Regions from separate parts of the Homo sapiens genome. Here region 1 is linked to region 2. Evidence: chromatin loops called from intact Hi-C (ENCODE). Cell type or tissue: heart right ventricle. All regions are shown on one strand. Each heading gives the region's core, and the rest is flanking DNA. Links, peaks and the distances in the headings are about the cores only.

What was found. Peaks named below come from ENCODE experiments on the same cell type or tissue, not always from the same donor. Only the 100,000 strongest peaks of a DNase experiment are listed, where the experiment ranks them.
Region 1: it touches region 2 in a loop (2.0-fold over the local background); 4 of 110 quality-filtered maps call a loop at or near these places.

The regions. Positions count from the first base shown.
Region 1 is chr5:154,144,391-154,148,785 of GRCh38, forward strand. No RefSeq gene overlaps it. Among named protein-coding and RNA genes, the nearest start is that of GALNT10, 44 kb to the right of the region's middle. In heart right ventricle, for the core only: no CTCF peak of the experiment used is centred there; a DNase peak (open chromatin) is centred at 2,191; H3K27ac peaks cover 1,960 bases.
Region 2 is chr5:154,084,976-154,089,370 of GRCh38, forward strand. No RefSeq gene overlaps it. Among named protein-coding and RNA genes, the nearest start is that of MFAP3, 48 kb to the left of the region's middle. RefSeq lists an enhancer at 668-1,173. In heart right ventricle, for the core only: no CTCF peak of the experiment used is centred there; a DNase peak (open chromatin) is centred at 1,833; H3K27ac peaks cover 1,389 bases.

The DNA.
Region 1 (4,395 bases), core at 329-4,328, 59 kb after region 2:
ATTTCTGATGAGAGGTCACCTCCCCTGGGGCCATGTCAACCTGGAATAATGGGACAGAACTCTGAATCTGGAGTTGTGAAGAGCAGGACTTTAGTTTCAGTCCTGACCTTGTCACTTATGAATGTGATTCTGGTCCATGCACCATGGCCTCCTCCAGGACACACCCCAACCTGACTCTGCCTCATTCCCAGGCAAAGTCACTGAGGGCTGAGGAAGGATACCAGGCCTTTTGGGATTCTTTTTTTGAGACAAAGTCTCACTCTGTTAACCAGGCTGGAGTGCAGTGGCACAGTCATGGTTCACGCAGCCTCAACCTTCTGGGTTCAAACGATCCTCCCACCTCAACCTTCCAAGTAGCTAGGTTAACAGGTGCACGCCTAGGAACCCAGCTAATTTTTGTATTTTTTGTACAGACAGGGTTTCTCCATGTTCCCAAGGCTGGTCTCAAACTCCTAGATTCAAGCGATACGCCTGCCTTGGCCTCTCAAAGTGCTGGGATTACAGGCGTGAGCCACCCAGCCTGACCCATTTGGGCTTCTTGATGAGCTGAATCCCTCTCTATTTTTAGATTTCACCTTAATATGCTGCCATTAATTTTTGCCATCCCTCAAATAAGGGCAGGCGGCATCTTTCCCTTCAAATGTCTTTTTTTTTTTTTTTTTTTTTTGAGACAGGGTCTCACTGTGTCACCCAGACTGGGGTGCAGTGGTGCGATCTCAGCTCACTGCAACCTCCACCTTCCAGGTTCAAGTGATTCTTGTGCCTCAGCTTCCCAAGGAGCTGGGATTACAGATGCACACCACAACACCCAGCTAACCCTTCAGATGTCTTAAAAGACTGGTCCCTCCGCATCACCAAGTACAGCATGGAGTGAGGAGAGGGCATGTTCTTGGGCTGTATGGAGGACTTGGTTAGGAACAGCACTGTGGCTGTTCAGTGCACTTTCTCTCCCTCTCTCACCATCTCTCACACACACATGCACATGCCCGGGTACACACTTACACATATTTGTTCTCACAATGGGTTAACCCCTCCACCACTTATGCGTGACTGCAGTCCTAAACCAGAATAGTAAAGTGGTTCATGGTTCAGGCTCTGATTCACCCAGTGCAGGGCGGGTATCCCCAGCTCTGTCGTCTCCTAGCTGGGCAGCTTTGGGCAAGGTCCTTAACTCTTCCATGAGCTTCCAGTTCCTCATCTGTAAAAGGGGAAAATATTAAAAGTACCTATATGATAAGGTTGTTAGTGAGGAAGTGCTTTTTAAATAGAAGCCATTGTTACTACAATTACCATTACTATAAGTATTATTCCCATGAGAAGGTAGGCTCTGTAAAGACGAGGTCACTATCAATGCCTTGTTCACCCCTCTATCCCCATCTCCTGACATATAATCAGTGCTCAATAAATATGTGGAGAATTAATTAATGACTGTACTTTTGGGAGGCATGGCTTATCTACCTCCCCCATCCCTATGTGATTTCAAGCTACCTCCTCTGGGCTCCCACAGCGTCTGGATACAATAAATATCAAAAGAGTTTCCTATGTGCCAGGCACTGAGATAGGGCCTGCTGGACATTGATTTTCTTGCCTCTGCTCCATGCCACCCGCCCCACCCCCAGTTGTGTGAATCCCACAAGGAGAAAGACTAAGAGTTATAAGTCAGAATAAGTGCTCGGCAAGTTTTGTTTTTTTTTAAGTAGGTAATAGAGCAGTTTATTCTACATGTGAGGAAACTCAACACATTTGTCCAGAGCTGGAGGGGAGTTCTGGTCCCCAGGAGGCCAGAATAATACTGTCTCTGCCCCCACGGCACTGTCCCCTGCCTTGCTGATGATTCGGCACAGAAGGGTCCACGAACACCAGCAGGTAATGGGTGAATGTAGCCAGGGGAGAAGAGAATTGAATTCCACAGTCACCTGCCTAGTCACATGAGAAGATTACCTTTGCCATTATGAATTGCTTTTCATTAAAACAGGGCCTCTTCATAGGTAGTCTTTGAAATGTCAATTTTAATTAAAACCCTAATCCTAATAAGCACATCATAGATTAAACCCAGCCAGAGCAGATTCCTGCTGGGTGAACTTCTCACATGCTTCAGTAGACAAAATTATCTTTAGTAAAAGGGCATGTTCAGGAACATCAAATCTATCAGGCAGCCTCACTCAAAGAAGGGCCTTGGCCATGGTCCCCAACATTACTGACTCTAGGTTTCCAGTGACACATCCCAGAGTGGAGACAGCTGGGTGCCAGTTTCAGGTCAGCTGCTAGTATGGAGCTGGTACTTAACCAAATAGAATCAGAGAATTGCCAGTATTAGAAGGGGCTCTGAGACTGTCTGTCTCATATCCTTTTACAGATAGAGACATTGAGTCCTAGAGAGAGAAAGGGACAGAAACCTGCTGGTAGCAGGAGCAGATCTCCTATACCTCCCAGCTCAGTGACATCCCCACCCTGGTTTTGTCAAATAGGAGCTGCGTATCCCTGGGCAAATCTGTTTCCTTTCTTTTCTTTCTTTCTTTTTTTTTTTTTTTTTTTTTTTGAGATGGAGTCTCACTCTGCCGTCCAGGCTAGAGTGCAGTGGAACGATCTCAGCTTCACTGCAACCTCTGCCTCCCAGGTTCAAGCGAATCTCCTGCCTCAGCCTCCCAAGTAGTGGGATTACAGACACCCACCACCATGCCCAGCTAATTTTTTTGTATTTTTAGTAAAGACGGGGTTTCACCATATTGGCCAGGCTGGTTTTGAACTCCTTACCTCAAGTGATCTGCCTGTCTCAGCCTCCCAAAGTGCTAGGATTACAGGCATGAGCCACAGCGCCCAGCCTGTTTCCTTTCTGAACTTCAAATTCCTTACATATAAAATCAAATAATTTAGACCAGAACAGTAGTTCTCCACCATGACCACACATTAAAATCATCTGGAGAGCTGTAAGAAATGCCAGTGTCTGGACCCACCTGAGACCAATTCTTCATAGTCTCTAGGGTGGACCTGCTCATGAGTGGTTTATAAAGCTCTTCAGGTGATTCTGAGTTGTGTCCAGACTGAGAACCAGGAGACTAGATAATCACTACGTCTCCTTTGCTCTAACAGTTTTTTGTTTGTTTGCTTGTTTGTTTGTTTCTGAGACAAAGTCTGGCTCTATAACCCAGCCCGGAGTGCAGTGGCACAATCTCGGCTTACTGCAACCTCTGCCTCCTGGATTCAAGCCATCCTGCCACCTCAGCCTCCAAAGTAGCTGGGACTACAGGTGTGCACTAACATGCCTGGCTAATTTTTGTATTTTTTTGTAGAGATGGGGATTTCACCACATTCCCCAGGCTGGTCTAGAACTCATGAGCTCAAGCAATCTGCCTGCCTTGGCCTCCCAAAATGCTGGGATTACAGGCGTGAGCCACTGTGCCTGGCCATTGCTCTAACATTTTATGAGTTGAGAACTCCTCTTCCTGGAACCCTCTGTGCATCATACACTCCCACTACTTCCCACTTACCCCCAACTCCCATGTACACTTACCCCACAATTTATTTGAGCAGTTCCTCAAAGTTCTTGCTTAAATATCCCTCATTACACTGAGTGAGGGAGACATTACCTAAGTTCTTCCCTTCTTATAGCCGGAATCACACTTCATAGTAATTATATTTTATGGCTATCTTCCCTGTAAACTGAGTGACAGTAGAGACTGGTATAGTAGACCTAGTACTCACATCCATATGTAATCTTCCCATCCCTAGAGTGTGGCAGGGGACTGTGACTTGCTTCTAATCTATGCAATATGGCAAAGGTGATGGGAGGCCAGTTCTATGATGATATTATGTAAGATTGCAATGTCTGTCTTGCTAGGCTCCTTCCCTTGCTAGCTTTGATGAAGCAAGTGGCTATGTTGGGGAGGACCACATGTCAAGAAACTGAGAGTGGCCTCCAGCCACAACTAGCTAGAAATTGAGGCTCTGAGGCTCTTAGCCTCATAGCCTGCAAAACCCAAACCCTGCTAACAACTACATGAACTTGGAGTTAGATCCTCCGCAGTCAAATCTTTTGATAAGAACCCATCCTTAGCTGACACTTTGATTGTAGCCTTGGAGAGATCCCAGTTAATCTGTACCCAGACTCCTGATCTAAAGAAACTGAGATCATAAATGTATGTTATTTTAAGCTTCTAAGTTTGTGGTTTTATTGTTATGTGGCAATAGATAACACATACACTGAGCCTACTTCATTCAACTACTGTATCCTTGCCATCTGGCACAGTACAGCTATCCCTTGGTATCTGCAGGGGATTGTTTCCAGGACCCCCGCAAATACCAAAATCTACAGATGTGCAAGTCCCTTACGCATAGTCAGCAAGCACAGTGGCTCATGCCTGTAATCCCAGCACTTTGGGAGGCCAAGGCAGGAGG
Region 2 (4,395 bases), core at 269-4,268:
TTGATCAAATTGACCTCAGCCTCTGATAGGGTCAGCAGGGACAAATTCTAATGATGGAAAGGACTTCAAAAAAAATTGCAAAGGCAGAAGTAATAAGGGCCCCAGGCACCAGGAACAGCAAATGGACACTGGGCACCCAGTTAGGGAGATGAAATGGAGAAAGGCCAAGAGAGTCCAGAGAGATGGAGCAGACAACTCTTAACCACCCAGCAACCGTAGGAGGACTTGAGATGTCAAACACATTTCTGAATATCCAAGCTAAGTGACTTTGAACCACCCCCTTAAAAATCTCTGGCCCCACTGCAAGTATCGAAAGGAGATAATAATGGCTTATTTACCTAAAGGCAGAGGAGTGAATCAAAGATCCCTGGAGAACACTTCCTTCAGGAAGTTTGTATAAATCAAAGTGAACTCCAGTCAATAAAGAAATCCTCTGGTTTAACCCTTCCCAGCCTTAGCATCATCTTTAGAGCCAGACAGACTTTGTTTTAATTCTGAGTTCAGCCACTGTGTAACACTGGGCAACCTTGGATGGGTCCCTAAACCTCTTTAGGCCTCAAGCTTCTTGTCTACAAATAAACCATAAAACCTACCTCACTGGGTTGTCAGACAGTTTTAATAAAACAATGTGTGTGAATCCCTTAGTGCCACGTTGGGCACAAAATAAACACTCAGTAATAACAGTTTAGCTGCCGTGTATCATCCTCATCCTCTCAGACCCACCAGTGTCTTTTGGTAGGTGATAGCTCAGCAAGGTCATGGTGAATGGCATGGGTTCTGGAGTCAGACCATCCTGGTTTCAAATACGGGCTCCAGTGAGAACCAGGTATGTGACCTTGGGCAACTCATTTATACTGAGTTTCGATTCTTTCATCTGTAAATGGGAGTGATTAAAAATGGCTTCCTCTGAGGTGAGGATTAAGTAAGACAATACACATAACTTGCTGAGAGTGGTGGCTAGCACACCGTAAGAGCCTAGTAAATAGGAGATGAAAACTCCCTTTCTCTTCCTCTGCCTTTCTCTCTCTGTATCTCTTTCTCTCTTTGCTGACAGATGTGGTTGAGTAGGGAGAATGAGATCCAGTTCTATCGATGATCAAAGGTAGATGTAAAAACCTTGCTTTTCAACCAGAGAGACAAAGAAGACCCAGTGAACCATCTCAAGGAGCCAAATCTGGTTTTATCCAGCTCTTGTAGTAGTGTTCTGGCTTTTGGGCTGCAGTACAGAAAATTAGTTCCCCTGCAGTCGTCCCCTTCAGAATGGAGCTAGGAGAGATAAAGAGTGGCTAAAGAGCTCTGAACAATAGCTAATCCTCTAATTAGCACTTCAGAGAGTAGTGATAACTGGAATCCACTCTCAGTTCTAAGCTCCAGGGAACAGCAGGGTCTGACCAATGTTTTCCTGGAATCATACCCAAAGCCAATGACCTCCTTCCTTCTAAGTTTGAGTCTCCCTCCTGGAGCGTTGCTCTTTCCCTTTCTTTTGTCGGTGCCTCTTTCTTTTTCCCTTTAGCTCTCTGTTTCCTTCTGGCTCTCAGAACTACTCTCCTCTCCCAACCCCTGCAAATTTTCCCACCTCTTTCTCTCAAAACTACCATACTATGAGGTACTTGTATAATTAGGTGTTCATTCCTTAATTTGTGAGACATTTACTGAATATTTTCTAGGTGCTAAGAATATAGAAAAGAATAAGATGGGCTCCCCGTTCTCAGGGCAATGGACTGATGAACAATGGAAGGATCTTCCAAACAACTATAATATGGTCCGACAAATGCTTTTCCAGAAGTACACACAAGCGTGGGTGTATACGGCAAGTGCCAAATTCTGGCTGGGTGGGGCCCAGAGGAGCAGATGTTGGGCTTGAGACATGAGGAGTGAGTCTAGGTTTTAAAAATAAATGAATCATTCAATCAACTGTGTAGTTCTTGATCCTCATTCAAACACCTGTGACTTAAACATGCATTTGTGAAACAGAAACCAACATTCCTAAACTAACTGACATATGGTGTGTGTAACCCCCACTTTTTCCCTCCATATGTCAGTGACCAATAGGAAAAGGAGCTTCCCTCCTGTGGGGCTCCTTAATCCAAATGGGTGACTAAAGTGAGGATGGATAGGGAACTGAACCAACAAAGTGATTAGAGAAGGCACTAATAAGGCTCCTCACCCATACTAGCTATAGAAAAGGGGGCCCTATGCTTTACAATCTCTAAGCTTTATTCTTAGTGATGAAGCTAAGGTTTTCAAAATAATCCAGTGCCTTCTGTCTCCCATCTCTCTCCCAAACCCAGAGCTGGAGAGTAAGAGAGGCATGGACCTGAAGCCAGACCCCCTACCCAACCGTTGATCAGACTTCACTCTGGACAGATGAAAGGTTTGAGCACTTTCTGAGTGACAGCTCACAGAGCTGGCATGTTACATTTAAGCCATTTACATTTTGGAGCCTGTGAGTCTGTCAAAACAATGCCACCCCCTGCTGTGACTCTGGCATAATAACTGGCTTGTGCAGAGCAAATCTTGACTCAACTTCCATGTGACCAACCATGTGAATGTGTGCAGATTAAAAGACAGAAAGAAACGAGATTTTTATTATTTTTTTTTTAATCTTTAACAAATACAGGCACCTTTTGGTCCAGGTTTCCCTCTGATTCAATGTCATGCACTAGTAAATCTGGATCTGAGACAGCCCAGTTTATCTTGGAGTATTAAGGACTTAGTGAAGCAAAGAAAACTCATTCTAAGGGTTTAAAGGAAGTTAAAGAATATCCTGTTACATTTTCAGGTTAAGGATCCTAAATGCCTTATTCACTGGTATATTCCATGGATTTGCCCAGGGTCTGATGTGTAGAAGATGACCGACAATATTCGTTGAGGGAATCAATGTTTTCAACAACACCATCTCTACCACTCCACCCCCAAAACCATACAAGGTTTCCTGCCATTCATCTATCCCTGGTAGTGTTGTCATCCATACCGCCTCCTCACATTTCTTAGAGAGCTACTTTGGATGATCCATCCTCATTTCATTTCTGAGTAGATTTACATCTTGCAGCTGAACCATTCATTCACTCTTTCATCAACTCTATGTTGTGTGGAGGGCCTATTTGGATCAAACACTTAATTAATGACAAAATTACAAAGGTAAGAGGCATATGGAAAATACCTTTGATAAGACTATAGTCCAGTAGAGAAGACAGGAACATGGGCCTCTAAAATCTAGGGTATGAGGCTCGGAGGAGATGAATAAAGACCAACATAGGAAAGAGAGGGAAAATTCTCAAGGGAACCCTAATAAGGTGTTCAGAGAAATGGAAGATGTCTAATTTGTGGGTATTAGAGCTTGGGAGTGTGTATCAGTGAAGGAACTATAAGTTGGGTATGTGTGGCGCAGCTAGGAGAATTGTCCGTCCTGGGTTGCCCGAAAACAAGCTAGCTAGGACCAGGATCCCCCCTCCTTCTCCACACCAGAAGGGCTGCCCCCACACTCAGCTTTCTACAGGACTGCTGGCTTCCTTCACCTGGGAGGGAGGACTCTAATTTTCTATGCACCGTAAGATGAATTGCAGGACAGCTGGTGTCCCCACACTATTTCTTTACATGGTTGGCCCCATAATTCTGGACTGATAGCACCGAGTAGCCTATGTGTTCCACCCTCTTCAAAGACTGTTTTCTCACTTTTGGTCTACAAATGGGAGAAGAACAGGGCCCACTTGGTCCCTACTGGCAATCAGATCCTTACTGCAGGCCCAGAAATGGCTCCTCCCTGTGAAGTATAGAAGCACCAGCTTTGTAAGTTTTCCATTTCCTCAATAAACCTTATTCGTTGTGCCATGTCAATCAATTTAAACCAAACCATGATGCATCATAGGCAGAGATCCACAAGGGTCCACCTCATATGACATGGGCCTGGGGACCCTGCAGAGGTAGGCAGCAAGGGTATCCTGGTGTGTGCAGGGTATGAACTATCCTGGTGTGTGCAGGGTGTGAACTATCGTGTGTGCAGGGTGTGAACTATCGTGGTGTGTGCAGGGTGTGAACTATCCTGGTGTGTGCAGGGTGTGAACTGGAGGAAGGGGGAATATATTAGGTTGGTGCTGCAGTTTTTGCCATTGAAAAGAAATGGCAAAAACCACAAGGACTTTTGCACCAACCTAATAGTAAAGAAGAGGGGATAGTGTGCGCTAGGAGTCATGGGACTTGGGACAGCAGGGACGGCCGGAACCTCTTTTGGGCAAGGCCTTTGCAGCAGACATCTGTTGTTTCTGCTTGCCTGCCTTCTTCCCGTTCTATTGCTAATAGTACATCAATGTTTCTCTGAAGAAACTTCCTTTCCCATACCATGCAGTCTGGCGGGCCTGTTAGTGCTGGCCATTCTCTGGCCAAGGAAAGAGCTAA